3 separate regions of the Mus musculus genome follow, and all the other regions are linked to region 3. The links are chromatin contacts, found by POLR2A ChIA-PET in ENCODE. All regions are on one chromosome and are shown on one strand. The core of a region is the stretch at or near the end of the contact, and the rest is flanking DNA. Distances in the headings are between cores, read along the strand shown.

Region 1 (3,164 bases), core at 439-2,938, 45 kb after region 3:
CCAGGACTCTGCAAAGGGCTCATCCCCTGAAGGGACCCACCAGCTAGGCCTGAGCTCAGAACTTCCCAGTCCAGACTTCTGTGAGAACCTGCGAGGGAGCAGCAAGGGCCAGGGATCTGTAAGCCTCAGAAGGTCATCTTGACAGCAAGGGTGGGGGCACCCCAGCAAGAGGCTAGGGATTGGGGCGCCTCTGGATAGGCGCTTAGGATTCTGGAATGCTAACATGGCTTGAGGGGGCTCTTGCCTTTGGGGAGCAACAAGAGATTCTGGGGTGCATTACGGTCTCTTGGGGGTGCTCCTGGCGTGCAAGAAAGGGTCATGTCGAGGGAGGATGGGAGCTGATGTGAGCCCTGGGGTAATGGGATGTGACTTGTTAAGGTTTGGGAGGTAGAATTGGGATTTGGGGGCTCCTTATCTCAAAGAGCTGCCTTTGCAGCTCTCTCCACCCCCGGGTGTGAATTTCGACTTTCTCGGAGTCTGGAATGCTGAGAAGCCTCGGGGCTTGGATCTAGGACAAGCTGGATCAGGCAAGCTCCAGCACAGGCAGGCGCTGGGCGGGAGTGGGTCATGGGCGCAGGGATGGGGATCTTGCAGACTTTCTGGGATTTAGCGGGACGGAGCCACACCCCTGGAGCCATAGCCCCGCCTTCAGCACCTGCTTGTTTTCACCGCTTGGTTGCCGTGGAGACTCGTAGGTACCCTGGGCTAGCCGCTCTAGCTTGAGAGTCTCGTTGGGTTGCGGGCTCTCTGGCCCGCGGTTCTTCTCGATGGCCTAAGCCTTCCGGAAGGGGGTCGGCCGGTGCGGAGCCGGGTTGAGGGGCTGAGAGCTTTTGGCCGCGGATTGGAAGGTTTGGGGCGGGACTAGGTGGGCCGCACGGACCGGGCCTCTCTGTGAACAGTGACTGTCGAAGCCTGGAGGCAACGCGGGAGGCTCAGGTAGAATCTGGGTCCCGAATGCCAGATAGTCTCGGGACTGTGGGCGGGCCCGCGCCTGTGGGCGGAGCCATAGGCATCACCTGGCGCGTAGCCCGGGTCAGTGCGGAGGTGCGGATGGGGGCGGAATGTTGGGACTGCTGAGGGCGGGGTCAAAGGCTTCACCTGTAGGGAGGGATTTGAGGGTAGAGTGATCACCTGTGAGCTAGGGGGGTGGGGTCACAGGCCTTCATCTGGAGGAGGAGCCTCGATCAGGTTGCCGGACTTTGATTTGAGGCTCCCAATGTGGGCGGAGAAAGAGGCCTCAGTTGGGGCGTGGCCTAATGATGAGGGGGATGATGGAGGCTGTCCTTGTAGGAACACCCAGCCTCTGAGGCCGGATAAGCATGAGGATAACAAGTGAATTTTGAGACACAGAGGAGGGATGAGGCGACATTAGGGCATGGCCTGGACCATTGGCTGCGAAGGGCCTAGGTGTGTGCGGGTTACTAGGCGACCCCAGGCTTGGAGGGCTGAAGCTCAAGGGTGGAGCTTGACCGTGGGGGTGTCTAGCCACGTGGTCAGTGCTTGGGGAAGGGGGGAGGTCTGGCTTTGATGGGCGGAGGATAAAGATTGATATGGAAGTAGCCAATCCCAGGCCTTGAGGCGGTCAATGTTAAGTAAACTGGTTGGATTTGGCTTTCTTGGTGCTTAGCTCAGCGGCGGCGGGGCGGGACCTGATACTAAGGTACACGCTGGGGGCGGGGCCAGGCTTGTAGTAAAAGCGTTTGGGTTTAGGCTACAGTGTGGAAAAAGAACGCGGCCAGGGTCTGTGACGTGACCTGGGCGGGATCAGGACTAGGTGGGAGGCGGTACCTGCGGTCTCAGCTGTGTGCTCCGCAGGATGCGGGCTCCTGGAGCAGGAACAGCCTCTGTGGCCTCACTGGCGCTGCTTTGGTTTCTGGGACTTCCGTGGACCTGGAGCGCGGCGGCGGCGTTCTGTGTGTACGTGGGTGGCGGCGGCTGGCGCTTTCTGCGTATCGTCTGCAAGACGGCGAGGCGAGACCTCTTGTAAGTAGATGGAGTTGAAATTTAGGGGTCGTGGATGCATGGCCCTCGGGCGAGCTAGAGTCTTGCAGGGTGGTGTGAGGGTCCCCTTATGGCCTGAATTTGGTTTTATTGTCTGGGCTGGGGCCAGAAGGTGGAATGACTGACTGGAGGGCTCTGCAGGGTCCTGCAGAAGACAGAACTCTGGGGGGAATTGTTAGGGTGGTCGTTTGCCACCGTTAGAGTGGGTAGCTGGTGGGTATTGAGAGTACTAGGGGTTCCGGTGGCGTGGTGTAGACTGTGAGAGGCTTCTGTGGGATTAGTGGGGTGACCCACTGTCCAGATTCTTGGAATGAACAGGTTTGGGGTGAAGGAGCATCTTGCGGAATCTACAGGACTAGGGTGTCTAAAGAATCTGTAGTGTTGGCCCCTCAGATAACATGTGAGTGTGGAACTTTGACTATTATTCAGGGTCGGTGGGACGGTCTCTATGTATGCACAGTGTATGCACAGCGTCTCTGAGGAGTCAGGGTGTGCAGGGAACATGGAGGCTTCTGGGGTAACCTTAGTGTTGATGGAATTCAAAGTCTCAGGTCAACCCTTGTGGGACCATCTGGGTGCCTTCACAGATCTTCAGGGAGGCAGACTGGGCATCGTTAAGAGTGAGGAAACAGGTTTATGGGGGTGGGGGCAGAGCAGAATGGTGTGGAATGGGGGGTCACAGACTTACTGGCTCTGAGCTTTCTTTTTTTCTTTCTTTTTTTCTTTTCTTTTTTTTAGTGGTTCTCACCTGCCTTTGCTTCCTGGATTGACTTTCTTTCTTCCTTTCTCTCTTTCTTTCTCTCTTTCTTTCTGTTTTTTCTTCTCCTAAAGAAGCAAAGAAACTTCATTTGAAGCAAATTAGTCATGTGGTCAGAGATGACACTGTGAGGAGTGACAGTCGCTCCCAAGGACTCCAGGTCTTGTTTTGGGAAATGGGCTCTCATGTAGCCCAGGCTGGCCTGGAACTCTTCATGGAGCCCAGGCTGTCCTGGAACTCCCGATCCTCTCCCTTTATCTCCCCTGTACTAGGGTGACACATGAGGTTGCTGCTGTGCCAGGGTGTAGCACAGGACTTTTGCATTCTGCCCACTGAGCCCAGGCTCAGTCTTTGCTTTACCTTGGGAGACAGGCTTTCATGAAATTCAGTTTCCCATTTCTTCCTT
Region 2 (3,164 bases), core at 431-2,930, 62 kb before region 3:
AGAGAGGAACAGTGGCTAGCTCAGTGTTGGTGGCTCTGGTCTTGCATCGGGTAAGCAGGACCTGGAAGCCCCTTCCAGGTTTCCCCAGACACCCCAATGCCAGACAAGTTCTCAGGGTGTCCCTTAGTACAATACTGAAGAGAGCATGGGGGAGGGGGGCTTCCAGAAGGAGAAAACATTAAAGCAAGAGCCCATTGCAAGGAGACCCTTGCCCCACCAGCTGGAGTTTATCATTTATTCACAAATCCGTATCTTTATGTACAAATTCATCCACACACTGATTTATGCAAGCATGGATGCAAGCTGGTTTGCATGCTTACTTTTGAGAAAGAAACTCATGTAGCCCAGGCTGGCTTGGAAATCCTCATGCTGCCCAGACTGACCTTGCTCTGCCTTCCACCTCCGGAGTTGTAGCAGGTTGAGCATACAGGTGTTCCTAAGACCAAAGGGAACCTCGAACTCCCACAGTCCTCCTGCCTCTACCTTCCCAAGTGTTGGGGTGACAGATGTGCATCAACATGATGCCATTGGTTTGTTTTTGAAACAAGGTCTCATTCTGTCGTCCTGGGCTGTACACTGGTCTCAAACTCCTTGCAATCCTCCTGCCTCCACCTCTGCCAGTACTAGAATGACTAGTGTGAACCCCGATCACTGCCAACCTTTTACACGGGGTTTCATTCTGTAGTCCATGCTGGCCTCAACCTTGTGCCCAAGCTCCTGGGTGGTGAGATGACAGCCCATAAAGCCTGGCTCTTATTCTAAAATGTCAAAGTTCTTAGCTCAGGCCTCTAGTGTTAATCTGACTAGTGACGAATGAGGCGGGGGAAGGATGTTGGCCACTAGAACTCGGGTTGTATCCGGCTCCAGGTTCAGAAGAGAGCTAGAGCTGACTTGCACAGTATCGAGAACTGATGGAGGTTGCTGCCCTCAGCATCCTGTGTTCAAAGGGTACACAACCCTAGTGGCAGCCAGGAAGATAAAGGCAGAACCTGACTGGGGGCTCTGGGCCTCCATCCGGTTCCCTTGGCCACCCCCCCCGGTGTCCATGACAACCACAGGCGGTTACATAACTCCAGGGGATACCGGAGCAGCACACCCCCATTGTCTGAGGCATAGGGATGGGGCCAGCTTCGTTTTTCCATCACGGCCTGGGCGCCGCTGGAGTGATGGTCATTAAATACCCCGCTCGTGATAGCCCCGGATGCACTTGAGGGGAAAGCAGGCCTTGCTCCTCATTTCTAAGGCTGTGGAACCCCGACTGTGGCGGCTTCTCTAAAGCGCAGCGCCAGTCCTGTTTCCCAGCCCGACCCGCTTTTCCCTGGAGTTCGTCACCCCCGCGGTGGGGTCAAGGCTACCGGGGTTCCGCAGCATCCTAGCAGTACGAATGCGGAGCTTGGCGGTTATCCACCCCCGGCAGCGACACCCCCCACCCCTCAGTGGAGGCCTGGCAGCCTGGTGACTCCTCTCTCGGGGAACAGAGCCAGCTCACCTGAGGTCATCGAGGGGCCCGGGGCCCGAGGCAGGACGCAGGGGTCCCGGGCGGAGAAGCCAGCGTCCACCTGCAGGTGCCGCTTACATGGTGGTGCGGGGTTGGCCGCATTAGCGCGGACAGGCGCGGGCCCGGACGGTCAACGCAGGGGCATCCCGCAGCCGCGTAGCAAACCGGCCCTGTAAGTCCCACCCAGCGTGGGCGGGGCCTGGAGCAGATGGGCAGGCATCTCGGCCTATGGCAGCGGCGAGCCGTCTGGCCTAGATAACCGTCCAACCAGAGGCTTCTCTTCCCAGGATCAGCGCGCGGTCTGCAAGCAGCAGCCCCACCCCTGTGAAGAGTTTGGGGGGAATGAGGGAGGGATGGGCTAGAGCCTGGACCGAGAAGGGCTTGCAGTCGAGGGACAGCGAGTAGCTTGGGGGTGTGGTGGATGTGCTCTGTCTGGGACAGGGTCTCCTCAGCCAGCTTCTGCCTCCCGCAAGGCGGTATGCCCTCTGTCTCTTGACCTTCTCGTTCTGCACACTTCCAAATCTCTACACTTTCAGGTCGGGAAACAGACAAAACATCAAGGCAGGCATTTGAACCAGAGGCTGTGTCAGAAGTGTCAGAGCTGCTGCAGAACTAGCGAATGGGAATTGCATCCTAGTGATGGGGTCTCTGCTACACCAAGACTGAGCCCCAGGCTAACCTTCCCACCCTGGCGCGCTGTTCGCTCATGGGCTCAAGGTGCAGCCCAAACACTTGTCGCCATCCCTTCTACACACCTTCTACATACAATAAGTACTCAACACATCGCCTCAATTATTTGTAGGCACAACTAGCCATTTTACCATTTAGTTCATGGTAAGGACCATGAACTTCAGAAATGCTGGTGTGTACGGCTTCCTGTGGCTGCTGGCACGGCTGTCTGGACATCTTCTTTAAACAGTGGAGAGCTATGGAAGGTGTGTGAACAGGAGTCCAGATCTGAGCTGCGGGAAGAAAATTCCCCCAGGCCAGCCTGAAGGATTAAACTAACCAGAGCAAATTCACAACGCACGAGTTTTCGAGATTATGAAGAGCTGGAACTCAAGGACATCCGGGCCGCGCGCCAAGAGAAGTCTTGGCTGCGGGCGCCAAGAAGCTGCCAGCCCGCTGCGTGCCAGCTGCCCGTCTTCAATGAGGGCGGGTGAAAAGGCCAGCAGCCAGTTCTCCAGACTGCTGCCAGAGTCGTCACCACCACTCTGGGGCGCCCTCTACCAGTGGCCGAGGCGAAGAACTACAACTCCCAGAAGGCCAGGGGGACAGAATGTCATACGCACACGCAGGAGTTTACATTCGTTCGCCCTCTCCTGGTCATTTTGGAGAACTACATGCCACTGAGGACAGACATCCCCCAACCCCCACCCCACTATCGTCACCTGCAGGTGTGGAACTACAGCTCCCGGAAGGCCCCGCGGCAACAAGAACTACATTTCCCAGAAGGCATTGTCAAGGAGCCCAGAGTGTAGGAACTGGCATTGACCCGGACGACCGGACCATTGACCCGCCGCTGGATATGGCTTTCCTAGCCCGGTGCTTTGGGTGCCAGGCCTGCAGATCGGTGGCCCTATTGAGTGGCAGGTGAGTGTTCAGAGATACCCTGCTCCAGAATGGAAACAAGGGTGGTCTCTATAGACTACCATGCGTACTTATG
Region 3 (2,866 bases), core at 356-2,855:
ATAGCCAACAGCCCCGAGGAGGCCATCTCGCTGGCCAAGACCACCTTCGACGAGGCCATGGCCGACCTGCACACCCTAAGTGAGGACTCCTACAAGGACAGCACCCTGATCATGCAGCTCCTGAGAGACAACCTGACGCTGTGGACAGCCGACAGTGCTGGGGAAGAGGGTGGTGAGGCTCCGGAGGAGCCCCAGAGCTGAAGCAGCCCACAACCGACCCGGCTCGCCTTGCCCTCCAGTCCCCAGCCTACAGAGAGGACTAAAACGGAGTGGGACTCTGCCCTTCCCAAACCCTGAATGTTCAGCCACACCTTGGAAGACTCCTTCGAAGGGGGCGCAGCTAAGCTGAAGCCACCAGGGCGGGGAATCCCACTCTTCGTGTAGCTGTCTGGTGGGTGTTCCCAACCTATCCCACCCCTGCTCTCTGCACCCCCTCCCCACTTCCTCCCCCTGAGCCTCCCTCGGGCACCTGTTGCTTCTGGATCCGAATAATCCAGGAGGCTCCCCACCCTGTGGCTGAGAACTGGACTGTGGCAAGGGCTGTGTGTGTGTGTGAGAGAGAGAGAGACTCTGTGTGTGTGTGTGTGTGTGTGTGTGTGTGTGTGTGTGTGTGTGTGTGTGTGTGTGGTGAGAGAGAGAGAGAGAGAGAATGAGAGGGAACACGTTTGCTGGGTGTGACCATGCTACCACTCAATAAAGTTGCCCTGTGACCAAAATAATAATAATAATAATAATTGTAAATCGCTATTTTTTTTGACATGTTTCAGTTTGTGATAGGACCTCCTGCAGCCCCAGACCTCTTTATGGTGCAGAGGAAGAGTTTGAACTCCTGATCCTGCTGCCTCTGCTAAGAGGACAGCAGAATGACATCATGAGTACTCCGAGTTGTGAGGCTGCGGAATCAAAAGGGTTAAGAGTCTGAGTGGATGACCCAGGAAAAGGGAGGTCCTGCTGGTACCACCCCAAGAGGCCAACTTTAGTCTCCTAATTACAGGTGACATAGTGTCTCTCTCTCAAAATAAGACTGATGGAACTTGGAGTGGGGGTGAGGCAGCAAAGAGAGATCCAGCACAGAATCTCACATAGCTCAAGGGCTTAGTGGATCAGAAGTTAGACTCCAAAAAGAACTGACATTATAGATGATAGGAGAAACTGAGGTGGTCCTGTACTTCCTCTCCGTCCGTTGGAGACCGGAGGACGCTGAGGCCCTAGAGATGGACAAGCAAGCTCTCTTTGTGGAACTTCTGGCTTCCCCCTGCCCCTACCTGGCTGTCTTTGCAGGCCTTGAGCGCAGCCTCCAACTCCCTCTTGTCGCCCTCTGCGCGCTGCAGCTGCCAGACCAGGTTCTCCTGGGCTTGCTCAGCTTCGGCCAGCCGTCGCCGCAGTTCTTCGACCTCGGGTGCCGAGTCTGGGGGCCGCACCGTGGCATTCATCTGCTCAGGTTCTGGACAACGGGGGCTCCGGGCCGTCGAGGCCGCCAGATTCCAGGCCACCAGGGCCCCTCCAGCCGCGGCGGCCGCCAGGAACACCGCAGCCCCGCACAGGGCCAGCAGTCGCCATGCGCGCCCCGGCTCCGGACCTGGCTCTGCCATCCCGCCGTAGCTCTGACCCCAGAAGGGCCACTCACACTTAATTGGCACCTTGGGGTTCCAAGGACACCCACGGTTCCGCCCCGTCCATCGGCGGCTTCTCGAGGGGTAGGGAAGGGCGCGCAGGAATCTCAATCTTCAGTCAGACTCTAGGAATGGTCTGGGGGACCTTTTACCAGACCCCTCCGAGCCCCAGGGTCCCCTGACCCCAGTGACTGGTGACAGTCAGGAGCCTATGGGGAAGAACTCCAAAAACCAAATCGAGTTAGGAAGATAGGGGTGGCAGGTGAGCTCATTCCGTTGATGAGGAAACTGAGACTGGGAGCTGGGAGGTAGCAAGGTCTCCACTGGCTGTGCTCGGTCTCATTCATTCCATGCAAGTGGGATACAAGGTTCTTTTAAAAAGTTGGGTTTTTTAAAACTGCATTTAATTTATTTTGTGTGTGACCAGGAGGAATTCGGGGTGGTGGGGGTGGGTGGTGGTTCTCCCTAGGTCAGAATACAACTTATCTTTCTTTCCGACTTGAGGGTCCTGGGACACCTTCAGTCATCAGATACTGAGAGCCCACCTTCATTTTACCGGAGTCTTCCCTGGCTGCCCCACATTCCAAGCTGAGCCTCTAAAAAACAAAGCCTCGAATCTTTGTTTCCTCCTGTATCCTGTGGCTACAGAGGCCCAGCACACAGGAGGAGGACTCATTCCTGAAAGAATGTGCACCTCATGTGTTAATGAAAAGGAAGTTGTGTGTGATAGCGCGTGCCTGGGGAAGGGGGAAGGGATGCAGTTAGAGACCAGCCGGGGCTATAGGAGTCTGCTGGAGGTTTAGCACTGATTAGAATATAAATAGGATGTGTTTACAGTAAGTGTACTCAAAGGCTTTAGGCCATGTGAGTGCCTCTGATCCCTGCACTCGGGTGGCAGAGGCAGGGGAATCTTGAGCCTAGTCTGAAAAGAGTAAAAACAAAATAAAAATATTAAGTTGCATAGAAATATGGAATTAGCCTGGGAGACTGCTAGAACAGGCAGCCCCAGCCAGCATGAACGGGGTTCCACCTCAGACCTCGAGGCTGAAGCAGGCGTTGCTTCCTGGGCCACCTGCTACTTCGGGCCTCCCTCGTGTCAGAAGGAGCCAATGTTTGAGAAAACACTGGGAGAATGATCCTGGTCACCGCCTGCAGATGGACCCGCTAGGAACGTCCCTCTACAGCTCAAAACACGCAACCCTGGCAGCTGCTTCTCAGTGACCTCCCTTGGTGAGGCCAGGGTTTCCCAGTCG

What was found. ChIA-PET counts read pairs that join two places held with the same protein, here RNA polymerase II (POLR2A).
Region 1: POLR2A ChIA-PET joins it to region 3 with 15 read pairs in embryonic stem cell. The contact joins the promoter of Slc27a1 here to the promoter of Ccdc194 in region 3. POLR2A ChIA-PET finds 5 or more read pairs at or near these places in 4 of 5 experiments (Patski and embryonic stem cell).
Region 2: POLR2A ChIA-PET joins it to region 3 with 15 read pairs in Patski. The contact joins the promoter of Abhd8 here to the promoter of Ccdc194 in region 3. POLR2A ChIA-PET finds 5 or more read pairs at or near these places in 2 of 5 experiments (Patski and embryonic stem cell).

The regions. Positions count from the first base shown.
Region 1 is chr8:71,568,906-71,572,069 of GRCm38, forward strand. Slc27a1 (solute carrier family 27 (fatty acid transporter), member 1) reads left to right here and starts at 1,689. Exons shown (of 12, transcript NM_001357182.1): 1 at 1,689-1,983. The coding sequence starts at 1,817.
Region 2 is chr8:71,461,977-71,465,140 of GRCm38, forward strand. Abhd8 (abhydrolase domain containing 8) reads right to left here and starts at 1,681. Exons shown (of 5, transcript NM_022419.3): 1 at 1,490-1,681. The coding sequence starts at 1,499. Mrpl34 (mitochondrial ribosomal protein L34) reads left to right here and starts at 2,950. Exons shown (of 2, transcript NM_053162.2): 1 at 2,950-3,091. The coding sequence starts at 3,027.
Region 3 is chr8:71,524,120-71,526,985 of GRCm38, forward strand. Ccdc194 (coiled-coil domain containing 194) reads right to left here and starts at 1,606. Exons shown (of 4, transcript NM_001370849.1): 1 at 1,266-1,606. The coding sequence starts at 1,592. It also overlaps the pseudogene Gm7850.